Linked DNA regions of Homo sapiens: region 2 is linked to region 1. A link is an interaction called in ENCODE POLR2A ChIA-PET data of the cell type or tissue named here. Cell type or tissue: Panc1. All regions are shown on one strand. Links, peaks and the distances in the headings refer to the core of each region. The heading gives the core; the rest is flanking DNA.

The links. Peaks named below come from ENCODE experiments on the same cell type or tissue, not always from the same donor. Only the 100,000 strongest peaks of a DNase experiment are listed, where the experiment ranks them.
Region 2: POLR2A ChIA-PET joins it to region 1 with 6 read pairs; 2 of 35 experiments call an interaction of 5 or more read pairs at or near these places.

Annotation. Positions count from the first base shown.
Region 1 is chr19:15,293,337-15,310,609 of GRCh38, reverse strand. The region is part of intron 1 of BRD4 (bromodomain containing 4); the gene reads left to right. Among named protein-coding and RNA genes, the nearest start is that of BRD4, 31 kb to the left of the region's middle. RefSeq lists enhancers at 9,965-10,672, 11,099-11,626, 17,213-17,272. In Panc1, for the core only: no CTCF peak of the experiment used is centred there; a DNase peak (open chromatin) is centred at 9,699; H3K27ac peaks cover 2,572 bases.
Region 2 is chr19:14,760,615-14,765,614 of GRCh38, reverse strand. It overlaps ADGRE2 (adhesion G protein-coupled receptor E2), which reads left to right. Exons shown (of 21, transcript NM_013447.4): 9 at 45-91; 10 at 218-295; 11 at 1,005-1,182. Among named protein-coding and RNA genes, the nearest start is that of ADGRE2, 15 kb to the left of the region's middle. In Panc1, for the core only: no CTCF peak of the experiment used is centred there; no DNase peak of the experiment used is centred there.

The sequences.
Region 1 (17,273 bases), core at 5,434-10,433:
AGGCGGGCGGATCACGAGGTCAGGAGATTGAGACCTCCTGGCTAACACGGTGAAGTCCTGTCTCGACTCAAAATAGAAGAAATTAGCCAGGCGTGGTGGTGGGCACCTGTAGTCCCAGCTACTGAGGAAGCTGAGGCAGGAGAATGGCGTGAACCCGGGAGGCGGAGCTTGCAGTGAGCCTAGATCGCGCCACTGCACTCCAGCCTGGGCCACAGAGTGAGACTCCTTCGGGGGGGGGGGGGGGGGGGGGGAATCCAAAAATCAGCCGGACATGGTGCCATGCTCCTATAGTTCCAGTCACCCAGGAGGCGGAGGTTGCAGTGAGCTGAGATCACGCCATTGCACTTCAGCTTGGTCAACAAAGTGAGACTCTCTTTCAAAAAAAAAAAAAAAAAAGGACTGTTTAAAAATGGATTGGATCTCACCCTTTCATCAGCTCCCAGGGGACTCATCCTATCAGTGGGCTTCTCACTCCTACCCACTTTGTACAATGATTTCCACAGCAAGTAGTTTCTGTCTTGATGTCACCTTGAAAAGGCTCACAGAATTAACATTTCTCTATGCATTGCCTCAGAATGTAACCACAAAAGCTTGGGTTTTGGAATGTTTTAAGTGCGAGGGTGCTTACCAACTCTTGAGCAGACAGAGAACAGGTGAGAGGAGCCCCCGGTGAAGCCAGATTGGCAAGCTCTGCCTCTCTCCGCACTCAGTGTTCTGTGACTTGTGCCTGGATGACTTGATTGCTTTGTCCTTCACTCCGGCACAGTGATTCTTGGGTACAGTACCTCAGTCCTTGGAAGGGCAGCATGGAGCCTCAGAATTGATTGCCACACTACCCGGTTTGCTCCTTGAGAAGGAAACATCTTTGATTCCCCTCCCCTACCCCCAATTTCAGAAAATCTGGTTGTATCCTTAGAAATGACACTATCCGTTCATCAGTTCATGGATATTTTGGTTTCTAGTTTTTGGCTCTTATGAATAATACCTCTGTGAGTGCCCACACACACTTTTTATGTAGAAATGTTTCCCTTTCTCTTGGCATATGCGTAGGGGAGGAATTTCTGGGACATTCATTATTTATGTTTTAACCTTTTGGAGGAACTGCCAGACTGTTTTACAGTGGCTGCCCCATTTTACATTGCTGGACATATGAGGGTTCCAGTTTCTCCACATCTTTGCCGACAATTGTTGTTTGTCTTTTAGATGATAGCAAAGATTCCTTTTAAACCTACCAGAGATTGACAGTTTGTTGGTTTTTTTTTTTTTTTTTTGGAGGTGGAGTCTTGCTCTGTCGCCCAGGCTGGAGTACAGTGGCACAATCTCTGCTCTGCTCACTGCAAGCTCCACCTCCTGGGTTCATGCCATTCTCCTGCCTCAGCCTCCCGAGTAGCTGGGATTACAGGCGCCCACCACCACGCCTGGCTAATTTTTTGTATTTTTAGTAGAGATGGGGTTTCGCCGTGTTAGCCAGGATGGTCTTGATCTGACCTTGTGATCTGCTCGCCTCAGCCTCCCAAAGTGCTGGGATTACAGGTGTGAGCCACCGCACCCGGCCCTAAAGTTTTTATTTTTGTTTGTTTGTTTGTTTGTTTGTTGAGATGGAGTCTTGCTCTGTCTCCCAGGCTGGAGTGCAGTGGTGCAATCTTGGCTCACTGCAACCTTCACCTGCTGGGTTGAAGCAATTCTCCTGCCTCAGGCTCCCAAGTAGCTGGGGCTACAGTCGTGTGCCACCATGCCCGGCTAATTTTTTGTATTTTTAGTAGAGACGGGGTTTCACCATGCTGGGCAGGCTGGTTTCAAACTCCTGACCTCGTGATCCTCCCGCCTCGGCCTCCCAAAGTGCTGGTATTACAAGTTTGAGCCACCGCGCCCAGCCCAGATGTTTAAAGTTTAAGGAGTTTCAGCTTATGTTTTTTGCCCCCTTTTTAAAAATTTATGTCCTCAATTTTTTTCTTACAAATTTTTATTTTTGCCACTTTCTTCATCCAGTGTCACAGCTTATACTATTACTTTTTTTTTTTTTTAGGTAGACTCTCGCTCTGTTGCCCAGGCGGGAGTGCAGTGGCGCAATCTTGGCTCACTGCAACGTCCGCTTCCTGGGTTCAAGCGATTGTTCTGCCTCAGCCTCCTGAGTAGCTGGGACTACAGGTGCACGCCACCACACCCAGCTAATTTTTGTATTTTTAGTAGAGACAGGGTTTCACCACATTGGCCAGTCTGCTCTCGAACTCCTGACATCGTAATTCACCCGCCTGGGCCTCCCAAAGTGCTGGGATTACAGGGGTGAGCCACCGCGCCCAGCCAACCTACCGTTTTAAGAGACGAGGTCTCCACTGTGTTGCCCAGGCTGGAGTACAGTGGTGAGTCACATGCATGACCCCACTGCTGATAGGTATGGGAGTTTTGACTTGCCCCCTTTCTTTTTTTTCTTCACTACGCGACCCACCCCCCCCCCCCCCCCCGGCCCCGCAACTTTTTTTTTTTTTTTTTTTTTGAGACGGAGTCTCACTCACTCTTTTGTGCAGGCTGGAGTGCAGTGGCACAGTCTTGGCTCACTGCAGCCTGTTTCCCGGGTTCAAGCAGTTCTTGTGCCACAGCCTCCTGAGTAGCTGAGATTACAGATGCCCGCCACCATGCCCAGTTAATGTTTGTATTTTAATATAGTTGGGGTTTTGCCTTGTTGGCCAGGCTGGTCTCGAACTCCCGGCCTCAAGCGATCCGCCCGCCAGGGCCTCCCAAAATGCTGGGATTACAAGTGTGAGCCACCACATCTGGCCGACCTGGGCTGGTTCACCCCTTCTTAGGCAATCTGGTAGTACCCACTCCTTGGAGGTCACCACACTGATGCCAAACGTAGTGCGGCCACCTGATTGGCACCATGCAATATAGCCCAGAACTCCTGGGCTCAGGACATCCTCTTCCCTCCTCAGCCTCTCAAGTAGTTGGGACTATAGGTGCTCACTTCCGCGCCCAGGCTTTTTTCCTTTTTGGCATTGTCTTGTCCTGGAAAGGGCATGAGATAGACTCAGTGTTGCATTTTGTGCTTAAAGATCTCTGTACCTCTGATGTGTTTTATATGGGCAATTAGAACTTGCTGAAAATGGAATATACTACCTAAGCAGGTGCACAGATGAGTACCACTGTGACTAGTGGTACTGAAGCTCAAAATGGACATTCACCCACTGGAATTTGGAGACATTGGCAGTGATCTGGAGCAGGTTGCTTAATCTTTGATCCTGTTTCCCTGTCAGTGAGATTGGGTAGCAGAAGCACTCCATCCACCTGTCAGAGTTAGCTCTGCTTGTTACTGATGAGGGTCAAGCACAGCAGAGGGAATTGCTCCTACCCACCCTGCAGCGCTCTTACTTCACTGAAGGTGCTGTAGGTGATTGACGGTGCAGTGTTTTGGTTAGCCTTTCAATTTTGAGTGATTCTGATTTGTGTCACTCAACTTGAGGAGACTTGGCCTGACCAGTTCAGTCACCTCTGCTTCCTGTGTGTGTTCCTTTCCCTACTTCATTTCCTTGCCCATCCTGAATTTTGAGTTTACCGGTTTTGTGTTTGTTGCATGTATAGGTATACCTCGTTTTATTGTGCTTTGCAGATAATTGCGGTTTTTTTATTTACAAATTGAGAATTTGTGGTGACCCTGCATTGAGCAAGTCTTTTATCAGTGCCATTTTTCCAACAGCGTGTGCTCACTTCATCTCTGTGTCACATTTTGGTAATGTGACCAACGTTTCAGACTATTATATCTGTTATGATTCGTGATCAGTGATTTTGGGTGTCATTATCATAGTTTTGGGGAACCACAAACCATGTCCATCTAAGAAGGTGAATTCAGTCTATAAATGTTTGTGTTCTGACTGCTCCAGCTACTGACTATTTCCCATCTCTTTTCCTCTCCTCAGACCTCTCTATTCCTTGAGACACAACTGTCTTAAAATTAGGCCGGTTAATAACCCTATAATAGCCTTTAAAGTGTTCAGATGAAAGGAAGGGTCTCGCGTCTCTCACACCAAGTCAGAAGCTAAAAATGGCCAGGCGTGGGGTTCATGCCTGTAATCCTAGCATTTTTTGGCAGGCGTAGGTGGGAGGATCGCTTGAGGACAAGAGTTTGAGACCAGCCTGGGCAACATAGTGAGGCCTCGTCTTCATAAAAAAAATGGAAAAAGTAGCCAGGCATGGTGGCACACGCCTGTGGTCCCAGCTACTTGGGAGGCTGAGATGGGAGGATTGCTTGAGCCTAGGAGGTTGAGGCTGCAGCGAGCTGTGATCATGCCACTGCACTCCAGCCTGGATGACAGAGCAATACCCTTTAACAACGCTAAAAGGCCAATAACATATTTTGAAAGCCAAAAGCTAGGCTGCTTAAGCCAGAGAGTTAGCCAGATTGTGAATGCAAAGGAGTTCTCGAAGGAAATTAAAAGTGTGACTCCAGTGAATGCCTGAGTGATAAGAAAGTGAAACAACCTTATTGCTGACATGGAGAAAGTTGTAGTGGTCTGGATAGATCAGGTCAGCTGCAATATTCCCTTAAGCCAAAGCCTAATCTAGCAAGGCCGTAGTAACTCTATTCAATTCTTTGGAGGCTGAAAGAGGTGAGAAAGCTGCAGAAGAAAAGTTTGAAGCCAGCAGAGGTTGGTTCATGAGGTTTAAGGAAAGAAGCCATCTCCAAAACATAAAAGTGCAAGGTGAAGCAGCAAGTGCTGATGGAAAAACTGTAGCAAGTTATCCAGATCTAGCTAAGATAATTGATAAAGGTGGCTACAGTAAACATTTTAGTGTAGACAAAATAGTTTATTGGAAGAAAATGCCATCTAGGCTTTTATAGCTGTAGAAAAATCAATACTTGGCTTCAAAGGACAGGCTGCCTCTCATTAGGGGCTACTGTAGCTGATGACTTTAAGTTGAAGCTACTGCTCATTAGCCATTCTGAATATCCAAGGACCTTAAGAATTATGGTAAATCTAAATTATGCTAAATCTACTCTGCCTGTGCTCTGTAAAGGGAAAAACAAAGTCTGGGTGACAGCACATCTGTTTACAGCATCATTTGCAGAATATTTTAAGCCCGCTGTTGAGACCTACTGCTTAGAAAAAATATTTTTCAAAATATTACAACTCATTGGTGATGCACCTTGTCACCCAAGACCTCTGATGGACATGCACAAGGAGGTGAATGTTTTCGTGCCTGCTAAAACATCCATACAGCAGCCCATGGATCAGTTTCACCTTTCAAGTCTTATTATTAAGAAATAACATTTCAGGCTGGGTGCTGTGGCTCATGCCTGTAATCCCAGCACTTGGGTAGCCAAGGCAGGTGGATCACCTGAGGTCAGGAGTTTGAGACCAGCCTGACTAACATGGAGAAACCCTGTCCCTACTAAAAATACAAAATTAGCCAGGCGTGGTGGCTCCTGCCTGGCTACTTGGGAGGCTGAGGTGGGAGAAATCCCAGCTACTCGGGAGGCTGAGGCGGGAGAATCGCTTGAACCCAGGAGGTGGAGGTTGTGGTGTGCTGAGATCGCGCCATTGCACTCCAGCCTGGGCAACAACTCCGTCTCAAAAAAAAAAAAAAAAAAAAGATGGTCTTAATTTTAATGTAGGTGAATTTATGAATCTTTGTTTTACGGTTGGTGGGAAGAACACTATCCTGAAGTGAAATATATTTTATATTTTCTTCTGGAAGTTGTAAGGTTTTGCCCTTCCAATTCATGCCCTTGATCCATCAGGAAATGATTTTTTGGGGGTATAAGGTGAGGAGTCAGGTGTGACCTTAGATGAATTACCGATTTCTTCTCGCATCAGCTTCCTTGGCTGCAAAACTGAGACCCTAATCCCTGCCCTGTGCGAGGTTCTTGTGAGGTCGGAATACAGCATACAGACACATTGAGCCCCATGTCTCAGTAAGCATTCAGTAATTGCTTGTTGGTTTAAGTCCAACCTTCTTCCCTAAGCATGTGGACACTCAGGGAAAGTTGGCGCTTAACTGGGAAAGTTGTTGCTCGTACATTGTCTGCCAGCTTACTACAAGCATCATGGCCAGGCTGGGTTTGGCTGCTCAGCACATCCCCTGGCAGGGCACTGGCGGCCTGGAAAATGTATAGCAGGCAGGTGCTCAGTCAGTCCTAGAGCTGATTTCATGTGATATCTGATGCATTTATTATAGAAATGAAAGCATAAAAATGTGTTTTAACTGTTTCCTACTCCCCCGGCACAGTGACAAGGCTGATTCCAGGCACAGCTTGGTTAGGCCAGCACTTGTAACTATGGTGGGGAGCCTCGAGGCACTGAGTGAGCTCAGCCTCCTTGGGCAGAAAAGCTTGTTTAGTTATTGCCAGCACACACTGTGTGTTCCTGTGGGCAAACAAACAGACGGCTGGAGATCCGGGGGACCTGGTAGTCGTCAGCATTTATGTCACCACCGTATGCCTTCTCTGAATGACTTGCGGAAGAATAGAGTGGGTTGGGATTATGTGGTAAGTGTAAAAAAGTTAGCGATCAGAGGGACTTTGGGTTTACCTCTGGAGAGGACATAATGAAGGTAATCCTTCACTGTGACGGATGAGTGGATATTTCTTTGTACCCTGAGCTCTTTCATCCTACCTTGGTGGTCAAATGTGAGAGCAAGTGCTTTGGGGCTCAGAGGGCATCACTCCAAGCATTCTGCATGGAGTCTGTTGTGGTGAATGTTCTTGCTGGCATCTTGATCAAGGACTTTGTCATCATTAGCCATCAAATGCTTGTTGGTCCTTCTCAACCCTGTAATGTTGATACTTAAAAAACTGGAAACATCCTGACAGAAACAGTCGAGAAGTGGTTGTGTGAGCTCTGGTTATCGCATTACAGTTAAAGTTGGCAGATAGGTTCTGTATTCAGTGCCCCATCAAAAACAGAACACAGACTATATAAGGGGAATATTGTTTGTAAGTAACTCTGTGGGCTAATTGTGCAAATAGGTGCTAGAATGCTGGGCAGCCTTTTTCCTTCTTCGTGGCTTTGTTGCATTTTATTGTATTGTTGTATTGCATTTTATTGTAATGACAGTTACTCCTTTTGATAAGATGATCTCAGTAGATAGGCTGAATTGTCCTGTTTAAGGCTACTTTTCTCCTCTGAATCTAAAGGTGTTCGCTGTCAGAGCTAGTACGGAGTTTTGAATTTGGCACTGTGTTGCCTAACCGTCTTCTCCCCCCGCCCCATCCCCGCATAGGCAAATAGTTTTACTAGTTTGACATTTAATCAAAATTTAAACATGGGGCCAAGGAAGGTCCTCCAGGAAGCATTAGTATGAAAAATATTGTAAACAGTAGCTTTGTTCTAGCCACACAATTTGGATTTCTCAAGATTAACTGTCTGTACATAAACACTCTTGAATAGCTATGTATTAACTTTCCCCTACTTTGAGCTGGAAATAGCTTCTCTTCTCCAGTTGATGTGAATGCAGGGGTAGTGTACCCTACATGGACTGTGTATTACTCCTTTAAGATTGTTGGTCTTGCTGCTTTGTTCTCTCAGTGTAAAGCACAAGTCACAGAACCATGGTTTACCTTAACTAGAGCCCTCCTTTCAGAAAAGCACTTTTTTTTTTTTTTTTTTTGCGACGGAGTCTCGCTCTGTGGCCCAGGCTGGAGTGCAGTGGCGCGATCTCGGCTCACTGCAAGCTCCGCCTCCCGGGTTCACGCCATTCTCCTGCCTCGGCCTCTCAAGTAGCTGGGACTACAGGTGACCGCCACCACGCCTGGCTAATTTTTTTTGTATTTTTTAGTAGAGACGGGGTTTCACTGTTTTAGCCAGGATGGTCTCGATCTCCTAACCTCGTGATGCGCCCGCCTCGGCCTCCCAAAGTGCTGAGATTACAGGCGTGAACCACTGCGCCCGGCCCAGAAAAGCACTTTTTAATTTTTTAATCCTTTTTTTTTTTTTTTTTTTTTTTTTTGAGTCGGAGTCTTGCTCAGTTGTCCAGGCTGGAGTGCAGTGGCACGATCTCAGCTCACTGCAACTTCCGCCTCCTGGGCTCAAGCAATTCTCCTGCCTCAGCCTCCTGAGTTGCTGGAATTACAGGCATGTGCCACGATGCCTGGCTAATTTTTGCATTTTTAGTAGAGACAGGGTTTTGCCATGTTGGCCAGGCTGGCCTTGATCTGTTGACCTCGTGAGCCACCGTGCGTGGCCGAACTGCTCTGTTTTACAGACAGGAAACACAAGGCTGAGAACATCTGTTACTCAGAGTCCCCCAGGTTAGCATGGAAGCTCGTGGTTCAGACCAGGCTGTCCTTGCCTGCTGCACTTGCAGGTCTGTCTGCCTTCCCTGCAAAGCAGCATCTCCCAGTCCTGGGGGGTCTCTGTACCAGGTCTAAAGGGGGTCAGGGTGGTGTACTGCATGTGGTTTGTTTATTCTCTTAAGTTTATATGCAATAAAATTCCCCTTTTTTTTTTTTGAGATGAAGTCCCACTCTGTCTCCCAGACTGGAGGGCAGTGGCGTAATCTTGGCTCACTGCAACCTCTGCCTGCTGGGTTCAAGCAATTCTGGAGTCTCAACCTCTCAAGTAGCTGGAATTACAGGCCTGCGCCACCATGTCCAGCTGATTTTTGTATTTTTAGTGCAGATGGAGTTTTACCATGTTGGCCAGGCTGGTCTCAAACTCCTGACCTCAAATGATACTCCTGCCTCATCCTCCTAATGTGCTGGGACCATAGGCGTGAGACTCAGCAACTTTTTTTTTTTTTTTTTTTTTTTTCTTTGAGACGGAGTCTCGCTCTGTCGCCCAGGCTGGAGTGCAGTGGCACAGTCTTCGGCTTACTGCAACCTCTGCCTCCCAGGTTCACACCATTCTCCTGCCTCAGCCTCCTGAGTAGCTGGGACTACAGGCGCCCACCACCATGCCTGGCCAATTTTTTGTATTTTTAGTAGAGATGAGGTTTCACTGTGTTAGCCAGGATGGTCTCGATCTCCTGACCTCGTGATCTGTCCACCTCGGCTTCCCAAAGTGCTGGGATTACAGGCGTGAGTCACTGCACCCAGCCTTTTTTTTTTTTGTTTTGAGACGTAGTCTTGCTCTGTCGCCCAGGCTGGAGTGCAGTGTGGTGCGATCTCGGCTCACTGCAACCTCTGCCTCTCGGGTTCAAGTGATTCTCCTGCTTCAGCCTCCTGAGTACCTGGGATTACAGGTGCGCACCACCATGCCCGACTAATTTTTGTATTTTTAGTAGAGGCGGGGTTTCACCATGTTGGTCAGGCTGGTCTTGAACTCCTGACGTCGTGATTTGCCCGCCTTGGCCTCCCAAAGTGCTGGGATTACAGGCGTGAGCCACCGTGTCCGGCTCCTCAGCAACGATTGATCTGTTTTCTGTGTCTATGATTTTGCTTTTTCTAGAATGTCATATTAAATGGAAAATGGCATCATACAATGCAGGGGAGGTAGAGGTTGAGTCAGGCTTCTTTTCGTTAACATAGTTTATTAGAGTCATCTGACTACTTAGTGGGAGTGTTTCAGTTGTTTCTTTTCATTGCTGAGTAGTGTTTCATCATATGGATAGACCCCAGCTTTTTCTGCATTTCTCAGTTGAAGGACACGTGGATGGTTTCTAGTTTTTGGTGATTCTTAATGAAGCTGCTAAAGCTATTCACATGCAGTTCTTTGTGTGAACATGTTTTTCTTTCTTTTGGTTAAAGACCTGCAAGTGAGATGGCTGGGTCATTGGAATAAATACATGTTTAGCTTTACAGGAAACTCTCAGATGTTTCTGGAGGGTTGCATCATTTTTCGCCCTCATCAGCAGTGGATGAGAGTTTTAGTCGTTGCTCATCTTCACTAGCACTTGGTATTGTCAGGGTTTTAGGGGTGGGAAGCAGTGGATTCACATAGTCTTGCAGTGGTATCAGTGTGGCTGTGATTTGTATTTCTTCATGACTAGTGACGGGGAGCATCTTCCCAGGTGCATTTTCTTTCTTTTTTTTTTTGGTATATATTTATCTTTTTATTTTGTCTTACGGGTGATTGCCCTACCCCACACATGGTTTTGTTTGATTTTTTGTTTTTGTTTTTGTTAAGATGGAGTCTCCCACTATCACCCAGGCTGGAGTGCAGTGGCACGATCTCTGCTCACTGCAACCTCTGCTTCCCAGATTAAAGTGATTCTTCCACCTCAGCCTCCCAAGTAGCTGGGATTACAGGCACCCACCGCCACACCTGGCTTTTTGTATTTTTTTTTTTAGTGGAGACAGGGTTTCACCATGTTGGCCAGGCTGGTCTTGAACTCCTGACCTCAAGTGATTGGCCTGCTAAAGTGCTGGGATTACAGGGGTGAGCCACCACACCCAGCCGACACATAGGTTTTTATTTGTTTTTATTTATTTATCGGATCAGGGTCTTGCTCTGTCGCCCAGGCAGCAGTTGCAGTGGCTGTGACGTCTCACTGCAGCCTCTGCCTCCCGGGTTCAAGCGGTCCTCCCTCCTCAGCCACCAGAGTAGCTGGAACTACAGGCACACACCACCACACTCAGCTAATTTTAAAATTTTTTAGTAGAGGTGGAGTTTCACTATGTTGTCCAGTTGGTCTCCAGCTCCTGGGCTCAAGTGATCCTCTCACCTCAGCCTCCCAAAGTGCTGGGATTGCAGGCATGAATCACTGTGCCTGGCCAGGTGCAAACTCCAAGGGATTCTCTTTGTAGATGGAGAGGCAGCTCTTCATACGCTCTCTGTAGAACAGCAGTTCTGTGGAGCAGCAATTAAGTCGTGTTTTCCTCGTGAACCTTAACAGGCCTGGGTGGGTGAAGTGCAGAAGTGGGTGGCCACTTGCCGTAAGGACACATAGCACTGGAATGTTGAGCCCCACTCTCCTGAGTGAAGCCAGCTGGTTAATGCAGACTTGCCTTAGGGAAAAGGAAACAGAACGTCATACCAAGGAATCCACTCATGCTGGGCCACTGAAGGAACCATGGAAACATGTCCCTGTAAATGTGTCCCTGTTCTGTGTGTGTCTCTACATGTGTCCATATTGAGAGTTATGCTTGAAGCTGGGGATCACAAAATCGAAAATTGTGTCGACCAGCTTCTTAGCTGGGCTTGGCCATGGCGGGGATGTCCCAGGCCTTACCTGTCTTCTTCATTCACCCCCTACCCACCACCACCACCAAGGGACTCTTGAGTTGATTACTTTGCTGTGGGCATAGCATAGCAATCTGTGTGCGGAATGTGTGGAAGTGTGTCAGGCTTTGATGGGTAAAAGACTTTGATGGGTATATGAGCACATATATCATGAGAAAGGAATTGTGTGAGTTTCTGTGAAAGTTACAGAACTCTCCAGCAACCATTAGTCTTGGGGAATTCTTTTTAAAATGGCAGGGGTCATTCTGTTCATTCTCTATGTGATGGTCACTTCTCATAGAGTGATGGGGCCTTCTCCCTTAAGACAGACACGTGGATCAGGAATAGACAGGACTGACAAGAGCCCCTCTTCTTTCCCAGATGGAAGACACTGCCTATTTCTACAAAATGGGGGATACCTAGCCACCCCGGTGGGCAGCCATGATAGCTGAGCATGTTTGCTCCCCATGTGCCCACTTACTGCAAGTGTTTGTGGTGCCACCATGACTGGGGAAGGGCTCTGTGCCGGCAGAAGAGGGTTGTTGCTACACCTGGGGTGTGACCTGTAAAGGTGACACGATGTGCCAGCAGTTACCCAAATGCCAGAATCCTAGGAAATTATCCTGGGCTGCTTGGGGATGTCTTAGTGTGAGACCTGTTTTCTTTCTTTGGGTCTTAGGCGGAGTCGGATTGATATTTGAATGATTGGGCATTCTTTCTGTTAAGCTGATTTTCTGGTTGTGGGAAGTAGATTGTTATAATTTTGGCTTAGTTCAAAGTGTTAGGGAAGCTGTATAGAATTTCTTTCATCTCTTTTTCAGGGTGGGGTGAGGAGAGAAGGGATGTGACCACAAGCTTTTTTTTTTTTTTTTTTTTTTTTTTTTTTTTTTTTTTTTGAGTTGGAGTCTCGCCCTGTTGCCCAGGCTGGAGTGCAGTGATGCAATCTCTGCTCACTGCAACCGCTGCCCCCCGGGTTCAAGTGATTCTTCTGCTTCAGCCTCCTGAATAGCTGGGACTACAGGCGCCTGCCACCGTGCCGGGCTAATTTTTGTATTTTTAATAGATACTGGGCAGGCTGGTCTTGATCTCCTGAGCTCGTGATCTGCCCGCCTCAGCCTCCCAAAGTGCTGGGATTACAGGCGTGAGCCACCGTGCCCGGCCAACCACAAGCTTTTATATTAAGAATGCAAAGAAAGCATTTTGCATTTTTCTTGAAAGCCGTTGAGTTAACTACAGTCCTGTACATACTTAGCTAAGATTCAAGGCAAAAACAGGCCAAATATTCCATCAGTGCTTACGCTAAGTGTTTTTGTTTGTGGACCTCCACCCGTGTTTGTGCCTTTTGCAGAGCCCACCTTAATAAACTGTTGCTTATAATAAAGTCCAAATTTGGCTATGAGTCATTGGGCCTGCAGAGGCAGGCACAGAGGGATCTTTTCTCAGGATTGTTGGGTGCTGCTGTAACCCTTGTGAGGCAGGCCATCATCTTGTGCCTCATAGTGGCTCTCCCAACTGCAGATTCCACTGGTTGTAATAGAATCTCCTGTAATGCTTCCTTTTCTTTCATCTTGCAGGCAGGATTGCAGAAATGCTTGAGGTTGTGGATGGGCACACATGTAGGCAGCACTCTTTCACCGTGCTGCACCTGGTCCCTTGGGTTTCCTGGGCATGGTCCTTATATGCTGCCATTACCATTTCACCTGCAATTTTCCAGCTGGTTTCTGCCTCTTACATCATCTGCTGTGACGAAGGCTGGCTTCATACAGAGGAAGTGAGGACGCCTGGTTAGAGTCCACAGCTGTATTCCATTTGCCAGCAGGTGGGGCATCTCCCACTAAACCTGATCCCTGAGCAAAGGCATGTCCAAAAGCAGATGAGATGTCAACTTGCTGTGAAAGAGGCCCATTAGCTCTGTAAATACAGAGCGTATCTTAGTTCTTTGCACTTGTCCAGTAAACACTACAAAGGAATGTGTGGAAGTGCGTCAGGCTTTGATGGGTAAAAGACTTGAAAAGCAACCGCAGTACCCCAAGGCGATTTTAAAACTCTGTGAAGCCAGGGTTTGGGGGGGTTCGGTGGCAGTGGCTCAGTGCTTCTCTGTATCGTGTGTACGTTGTTTATTCAGGAAGGTAGGGAGCAGCAGTATAGTCCATCTGATGTTTTCTTAGCAGCGGCTCTCAAGTAGATTTAGGACTGCAGAAGGAGCAGCTTGGAAGGCTCTGCAGTCTGTGCAGCCTGGTCAACGGGAGGGCACAACTGGAGACCATGCCAGGCCTGGCTGCCATGCTATGTTGTGTCTTTTGTTAAGAATGTAGCTGAGGGCTAATGTAACTGAGGGCTACTGCTGTATCACATCCTGTGACTTTGTGTGTCAAAGGGGAAGGAACTTTTAAACGTCTATCTGTTAGAAGCTATGCTGGCTGCTTTTATGTATCTTTTGTTTACTCCTCACAGATACAAGGTAGATGTTACGAAATCCACCTAGAAGATGGACCTGGGGCTGAGGTGCCTGCCCAGGGGCAGGATCTGAACAAAGATCTTCTGGCTTTGAAGTATCTGTTTGTTTCATGTGGTGGCTGTTGGTGGGGGGGGCTTCTGCCGTCAGAGCCTACTCTCCATGAGAGGTGGGCAGAAAGGGTTATATGCCTAGAGAACCAGGGAGAAACAGTTGCTCTTCAGATTAGAGAAGTCTCTGTCAACACAACTCCTTTGTTAAGGGAATTTTCAGAGGATTTAGAGTAAGTTGATTTGTCTCCCTTTATGCCCCTGGATTTTCCAACTTAAAGCTCTGCCGCTGGACGGAGTGGTGCTTCAGAATCTCAGTGTGGCTGGACGGTCAGGAGACTGCACTTTGGGATGCTGCCTCACATCCAGATCCTTTTGGCTCCCTGTCCACTTCAGCGGCCATAGTTTACTCTCCGCGCCACTGCTCTCTAAAGACACACTGGCTGGTCTGCGGACATCATGTGCTAGCCTCTGCCTCAGGCTTTGGGCCTTGTGTGGCTGACCATCGTGGCTAATCTCTGGCTTTCTTCAAACACACATTGAGGCCTGTCAACCTGCGAAGCACTCACTAGATACTATCCATGCCAATATGCACTTGGAAGAAGGGGAACAAATGCGGCCACAGCATTACAGTGTGGTAGATGCTGTGGTTGCTTGTAATTGTGCATTACTGGTATATAAAGAAGCAGTTGATGTTTGTGTATCTCGCAGCCTTGCTTCTTATCCAGGAGTCTTCGGGATTCTTTTTTTTTTTATTTTGAGATGGAGTCTCGCTCTGTCGCCGGGCTGGAGTGCAGTGGCACGATCTTGGCTCACTGCAACCTCTCTCTCCCGGGTTCAAGCGATTCTCCTGCCTCAGCCTCCTGAGTAGCTGGGACTACAGGCGTGCGCCACCACCCCCAGCTAATTTTTGTATTTTTAGTAGAGACGGGATATCACCATGTTGGCCAGGATGGTCTTGATCTCCTGGCCTTGTGATGTGCCTGGCCGGAATTCTTTACCTAAACAATCATATCTGTGAACAAAGACAGTTTTTTTTGGAGACTGAGTTTCGCCTTTGTTGCCCAGGCTGGAGTGCAGTGGCACAATCTCAGCTCACTGCAACCTCCACTTGCCGGGTTCAAGCAGTTCTCCTGCCTCAGTCTTCCGAATAGCTGGGATTACAGGCGTGTGCCACTATGCCTGGCTAATTTTTGTATTTTTAGTAGAGACAGAGTTTCACTATGTTGGCCAGGCTGGTCTTGAACTCCTGACCTCAGGTGATCCACCTGCCTCGGCCTCCCAAAGTGCTGCGATTACAGGCGTGAGCCACCGCACGCAGCCCCCACAAAGGCAGTTTTATTTCTTCCTTCCCAATCTGTGCCTCTCTCATTTCCTTTTCTTGTCTTATTACATTAGTTCGGACTTGAAGTATGATTGAAAAAGAGTAGTAAGAATATGCTTGTCTTGTTCCAGATGCAGGGGGAAAGCATCTAGTTTCTCAGCATTAAGTAGATACCCTGTGATTGTGATAAGGCAAATTCTGGCCACAGCAACAGTTGGGAAAGCCACCCAAGGCAGGCTTGAAATTAGCAAAAATGGAGGACACACGGAAAGCCTTTTGAAGGAAAGATTTTAGCCAGATGGAGTGTCTTGGAGAACAAGGTATTCCCGGCAGAGAAAGCCTAGTGTATTGATAGAAGAAATCGAGGGTCAGGAGGCCACATGAGCTAGCAACAGCAAGTGCATCCGTGAGAGAGATGCGGGAACCTGTCTCTAGTCCCTGGGCTCTTGTTAGATGCCCAGTGCCATGAGGTGCTAGGGATACAGTATGCATAGACACCAGACACACACCGTGGCACCCCCAGGCTGCAGTGGGACATGGCACAGGTTTCTCCAGCAAGCTGGTTTTCTGGGATGGGCAGAGGTTCAACTTCAACAATATGGTTTGTTTTCTGGGCTGTTGCCCCCTTTTATGGAACCTTTTATTTAATAGCAGGCTAGGAAATTGTAAACAGCACAAAGTAGTAGTATGGTGTTGAGTGTTTAGACGGAAAACATTCATAGCTGAACTGTAGTTTTTATCTTCATTTTGGAGTTAGTCATGTTCTTTGGTCTCTGAATGGCCTTCTGGGCGTGGGGTCTGGGACAGCCTGCACACCTTTCAATATCCTTGACTGCCTGCTACTTCACTGCACAGGGCTCCAGATGCCCCTCACTGGCTGTCTGTGTCCCAGGCACCTTGGATGTTGGCCAGGCCCTAGGGACCCAGGCTCTGAGGAGATAGCGATTCTGTTCATTTTGGATTAGCCATGGCACCCAGCCATCATTTACAACATTCTTCCCTGGGAACCTGGCAGAGAAGTCCCAATGATTGGCTCGATGAACATTTGGAGCACGATCCTCTCCTGAGCTGTTGGCTGCCTGTGGTATATTGAGATTTCTGCAAAAACAGTGGGAAAGGGGAACAAAATTAGCCCTGGATTTCTGGGCCAGTTCTTTTAGTGTCATCCTCCCACACCTAACCTTCCAGGTGGCAAGATAACCAAGCTTCGCTTGAGTTCAGTGCTTGCTGCAAAAATCACATACCAACATTCCTCTTCTCATCCCCTTTTGGAGTGGAGAGGAAGCAAATGGGCCCATTCACATGAGGTGTTTCCACCTAGCTGGCAGACAGCATCTTGAGGGCTGGGTGCCTGTCGTCCAGATGTGTCCAGAGCAGCCACAGTCTCTCTCCTCTGCTGTGAACTGCACGTCCAGACCTTTATCAGTTACAGCTGCAGAAATGCAAGGGAACAAGAACATTTCGCCTTGGCGTTTATGTTTTGCTCAACACAGAAATGTTTAGTTTCAGAGTATGAGAAAATCATTACATTTGCGAAAACTCAGACTCATGGTATGTCCTAGCATGGTGCTCCATTTCTTAATTGTTCCTGATTGTGCTATCCAGGAGCCCCCAGCCCTCAGTCTACTCATTAGCCTACAAAAAGACACTTAGCGTTTTGGGGATTCCAGGGAATCGTATGCCAGGAAACGGTGAAGACCAAATATGTATTTCACAATATCACATGCTACAACTTGGATGAATCTTAAGACATTATGCTAAGAGAAAGAAGTCAGACACAAAAGGGCAAATATTGTGATTCAACTTACATGAGATACCAAAAATGGTCAAATACATACACAAAAAATAGTGGTTACCACGAGCAGGAGGATTAAGGAGTTACTGTTGAGTGGGTAGAGTTTCTTTTTGGAATGATGCAAAAGTTCCAGAGGAGGATAATGATGATGGTAGCACAACAGTGTAAATGTACTTAAAGCCACTGAATTGTACACCTAAAAATGGTTAAAATGGCGGATTTTAGGTTCTGTGTATTTTACAATAAACATTTAAAATATAGGTGTGCTTTACCCCTTCCGGGTCGCTAGCTTGGGGACACCTTACTATCAGTCATATCCACTAGAGACTAACGAGTGGTGCCTGCACGAGTCGGCTAAAGCTCTTACACTCTGCCATGGCGGTTAAATTTTTGGCTGATTTTTCTTTTGGCAAGAGGACATAGCTGTCTGCTTTCCTGCTATCGAGTTGCCAGCTGTTGCTTCCTGTCTTGTACCTTTAACTGCTACTCTCCTTTTAATGGTCTGCTTATGATCTGGTGTCCTGGGAACTGAGATAAGCCTGCCAGTGGCCTTACC
Region 2 (5,000 bases), core at 1-5,000, 540 kb after region 1:
TGACACGCTCCCGCCTAATGAGCCGCTTGTCTTGTTCCCTACAGATATGACTTTCTCCACCTGGACCCCGCCCCCTGGAGTCCACAGCCAGGTGAGTGGCCCCCACAGGGACGAGGCGGCGGGAACTCCATCCACACAGCACTGCATCCGTCTCCTTGTTCTAAACTTCCCACCCGCCGTCCAGGCTCTCTGACCCCCACATCTCCTCTCTCTGCAGACGCTTTCCCGATTCTTCGACAAAGTCCAGGACCTGGGCAGAGACTACAAGCCAGGCTTGGCCAATAACACCATCCAGGTAAGGACAGGACCCAGGGCAAGGGGGCGAGGCAGGAAGGTGGCTGCATCCCACAGAGGCCTGGGGCAGTTTGGGTCTGGGAGGGGACAGGACCCAATGCAGTGGGTGCTGGTCTGACTCCCAGCATCTTTCAGGGCTGGTGGAAGCTAATGGACACCCAAGTGCACTTAATATCTTTCCTCTTGCTTTCCCTGGACTTTGGGTTTAGGTCAGCATTGATATTGCACAGAAGTGTTGGCCTCTGAGGGGCCATAACCAGAGTCAAGGATCACCTAGGGAATCCCATCCAATGTCATTTTTTTTTTAGACGGAGTCTCACTCTGTCGCCAGTCCAGAGTTTAGTGGCCCGATCTCAGCTCACTGCAGTCTCTGCCTCCCGGGTTCAAGCGATTCTCCTCCCTCAGCCCCCTGAGTAGCTAGGATTACAGGCACACGCCACCACGCCCGGCTAATTTTTGTATTTTTAGTAGAGACGGGGTTTCACCATGTTGGCCAGGATGGTCTCGATCTCCTGACCTTGTGACCCACCCTCATCGGCCTCCCAAAGTGCTGGAATTAGAGGCGTGAGCCACCGCGCCCAGCCGCCAATGCCATCTTCATCCCCCAGATAGACAGTCTCTAGGATCTGTTCCCTGGGGCTGAGCGGTTGGAGTCTTCATGCGGGCCCTCTGGCCCATGGCTCACTAGGTCTGTGTCCACATCCCTCCAGAGCATCTTACAGGCGCTGGATGAGCTGCTGGAGGCCCCTGGGGACCTGGAGACCCTGCCCCGCTTACAGCAGCACTGTGTGGCCAGTCACCTGCTGGATGGCCTAGAGGATGTCCTCAGAGGCCTGAGCAAGAACCTTTCCAATGGGCTGTTGAACTTCAGTTATCCTGCAGGCACAGGTAGGTCCCTGGGTCTGCCCCAGACTCCAGCTCTGCATGTTTTCTGTCTCCTTCCTTTCCCAGTCCCACCAGAGCCAAGTGACCACACCTGTATATCAGTGTTACTCTCATCGACAAACTAAAATAAGAGATTAAAAAGAAATACATACCAGTCTGGACAAGATGGCAATACTCAATCTCTACAAAAAAAAAAAAATCTTTTAAATTAGACAGATGTGATGGCACAACTGTGGCCCCAGCTAGTTGGGAGGCTGAGGTGAGAGGATCGCTTGAGCCCAGGAGGTTGAGTCTGCAGTGAACTATGATTGCATCACTGTACTCCAGCCTGGTTCACAGGGCAAGACCCCATCTCAAAAAAGAGAAGACGAAGAGGAGGAGGAGGAAGAAGAAGAAGAAGAGAAGGAGGAGGAGGTGAAGAGGAGGAGGAGGATAAAGAGGAAGAAAAAGGAGGAAGAGGGCAGGAGGGGGAGGACAGAAGGAGGAGGACAGGAGGAGAGGAGGGGAGGAGGAAGAGGAGGAAAGAGGATGGGAGGAGGAGGACAAGAGGAAGAGGACGGGAGGAGGAGGACAGGATGGGGAGGAGAGGAGGAGGAGAGAAGGAGGAGGAGAGGAGGAAGAGGAGGAATGGAGAAAGAGAGGAGGAGGAGAAAAGGAGGAGGAGAGGAGGAGGAGGAGAGGAGAAGGAGGAGGAATGGAGGAGGAGAGGAGGCAGAGGAAGATAGGAGGAGGAGAAGGAGAAGAGGAGGAGAAGAGAAGGAGGAGAGGAGGAGGAGACGAGAAAGAGCGGAGGAGAGGAGGAGAGGAGGAGGAGCACAGGAGGAGGAGGAGAGGAGTAGAGGAAGAAGGAAGAATAGAAAGAAGGAAAGGAAAGGAAAAAGAAATGCATAAATAACATGCATTTTCATTGTAATATGAATTATCAGCAGTAAATAATTATGATGAAGAATTTAAAATAACAAAATAGAAATCACTTCAAAAGAGAACAATTTATTTAATTTGGAATACTATAAATTAATATCATTTGATCTCTAAGTATGATTTCTTTCTTGTTTGTTTTTGTTTGTTTTGTTTTGTTTTGTTTTGTTTTTTTGAGACAGAGTCTCACTCTGTCGCCCAGGCTGGAGAGCAGTGACGTGATCTCGGCTCACTGCAAGCTCCGCCTCCTGGGTTGACAGCATTCTCCTGTCTCAGCCTCCCGAGTAGCTGGGACTACAGGTGCCCGCCACCACGCCCAGCTAATTTTTTGTATTTTTAGTAGAGACGGGGTTGCACCGTGTTAGCCAGGATGGTCTCTCGATCTCCTGACCTTGTGCATAATCCACTTGCCTCGGCTTCCCAAAGTGCTGGGATTACAGGCGTGAGCCACCACGCCCGGCCTGCATAATAATTTTTAAAGCATGAAAATGCATATAGCATTAATTTTATTAAGATAAAATTCACATAACATCAAGTTCACCACTTTAAAGTGTCTGTTTCACGTGGGGCGTGCCTGTAATGCCAGGCGCTCACACCTGTAATCCTAGCACTTTGGGAGGCTGAAATGGGTGGATCACTTGAGGTCAGGAGTTCAAATCCAGCCTGGCCAACATAGTGAAACCCCATCTCTACTGAAAATACAAAAATTAGACAGGCGTGGTGGTGCACACCTGTAATCCTAGCTACTCAAGAGGCTGAGGCAGGAGAATCACTTGAGCTTGGGAGGCAGAGGTTGCAGTGAGCCAAGTTTGCACCACTGCACTCCAGACTACGTGAGACAGAGTGCCACTCCATCTCAAACAAAAAAATTAAAATTAAAAATAAAAATAAGAAAAAATTTTAAAAGCGTGTGTTTCGGTAGAATCTAGTATATTCAGAAAGTTATACAACCGTCACCTCTATTTCTAAAATGCTTGCATCAGCCCAAAAGTGAACACTGCACATGGTAAGCAACCACTCCTCATTCCTCCCTTCCTCCAACCCATGGCAGCCGCTAATCTGCTTTCTGTTTCCATGGATTTTCCTAATCAGGATATCTCACATAAATGGAATCATACAATATGTGACCATCTAGTCTAGCTCCTTTCACCTAGCATAATGGTTTTGAGGTTCATGCATGCCATAGCATTTATCAATATTTCATTCTTTTTCATGGCTGAATACTATTCTATTGTATGAATACATCACTTTTTTTTTTTTTATCCATCCATCCATTGATGGACATTTGGGTTGTTTCCACCTTTTGGCTGTTGACAAAAAGAGTCAAACTCTGTAAAATATTTGAAGAGATTTATTGTGAGCTAAATATGAATGTATGACTGACCATGGCCCGTGACACAGCCCTCAGGAGCCCCTGAGAACATATTCCCAAGTGAAGTGGTGTTGTTTTCTGGGGTAATACCTGAGGTTCATTGCCTCATGCCAAGAAAATTAAGGACACAGACACACACCAGGAGTGAGTTTATGAGTGGAGGTTTAATAGGCAAAAGAAAGAGAAAGGAGAACAACTCTCTCTCTTGTGAGAGAAAGGAATGCCCAAATGGGACTTCCCACCCATGCCAGAGGGCACCGGATTTTATAGACAGGCTTGAGGAGGCAGTGTCTAATTTACATAGGGCCCAAAGATTGGTTGGAACAGGTGTGACGTTTACATAAGGTGCAGGGAAGCTGGCTGCCCCACCCTAATCTTATTATGCAAATGGAGTCTTCGCCAGCTCCTTACTGTATACGTGGTTGGCAAAGAGATGGGAAGATGGAGCCGCCATTTTCAACATGCCTAGTCCCAGGTGGCCTTTTCCTATTGGCACAGCTGCCAGCATTCACCTGTGCAGGCTTCCAGCTTGCTTGCCTATGTCTGCAGCTCGATTTTACAGGCTGCTCTTTGTTAGAAAAAAAAAAAATGATATAGGGGCTGATTTTCATTAAAAGGAAAGACTTACCCAGGACTTCCTTACCCACACTCTCTGCCTAAATAATTCCTTTTTAACTTCTATATCACAAGGTAGTCGTGGTACAGCTTGTTGTGATTGTTGTTGTTGTTGTCTTCTGTTGGAGACAGAGTCTTGCTCTGTCAACCAGGCTGGAGTGCAGTGGTGCGATCCTGGCTCACTGTAGACTCCACCTCCCGGGTTCAAGCGATTCTCCTGCCTCAGCCTCCCAAGTAGCTGGGACTACAGGCGCCCGCCACCACGCCCGGCTAATTATTTTGTGTGTTTTCAGTAAAGACAGGGTTTCGCCATGTTAACCAGGATGGTCTTGATGTCCTGACCTCGTGATCCGCCTGCCTCGGCCTCCCAAAGTGCTGGGATTACAGGCGTGAGACACCACGCCTGCCCCCGCAACTTGGTTTTATACATTTTAGGGGGACATGAGACATCAATCAAATATGTTTAAGCTATACATTGGTTCAGTCCAGAAATGCAGGACAATTTGAAGTGGAGGTGTGGGGCGGGTGCTTCCAGATTATAGGTAGATTTAAGCTTTTCTGATTGGCAGTTGGTTGAAGGAGTTATTATCCATAGAAAAGAATGTCTGGAATACGATAAGGGGCTGTAAAGGCTGAAGTTGTATCATCCAGATGAACTCTTCAGGTATCAGGCTTCAGAGAGAATAGATGGTAAATGTTCCTTATTAAGCTTCAGGTCTGTGTTATGTTAAATGCTGGTCAGCTTTTCCTCAACTCCAAAAGGGAGGAGGGCATGACACATGTCAGACCCCCCACTTCCCACCATAGCCTGAACTAGTCTTTCCAGTTAAATTTAGAGTGCCCTGGCCAAAAAGGAAGTCCATTCAGATGGTTTTGAGGGGGGCGGGAGAGGACTTCGAATTTTTTTTTTTTGTTT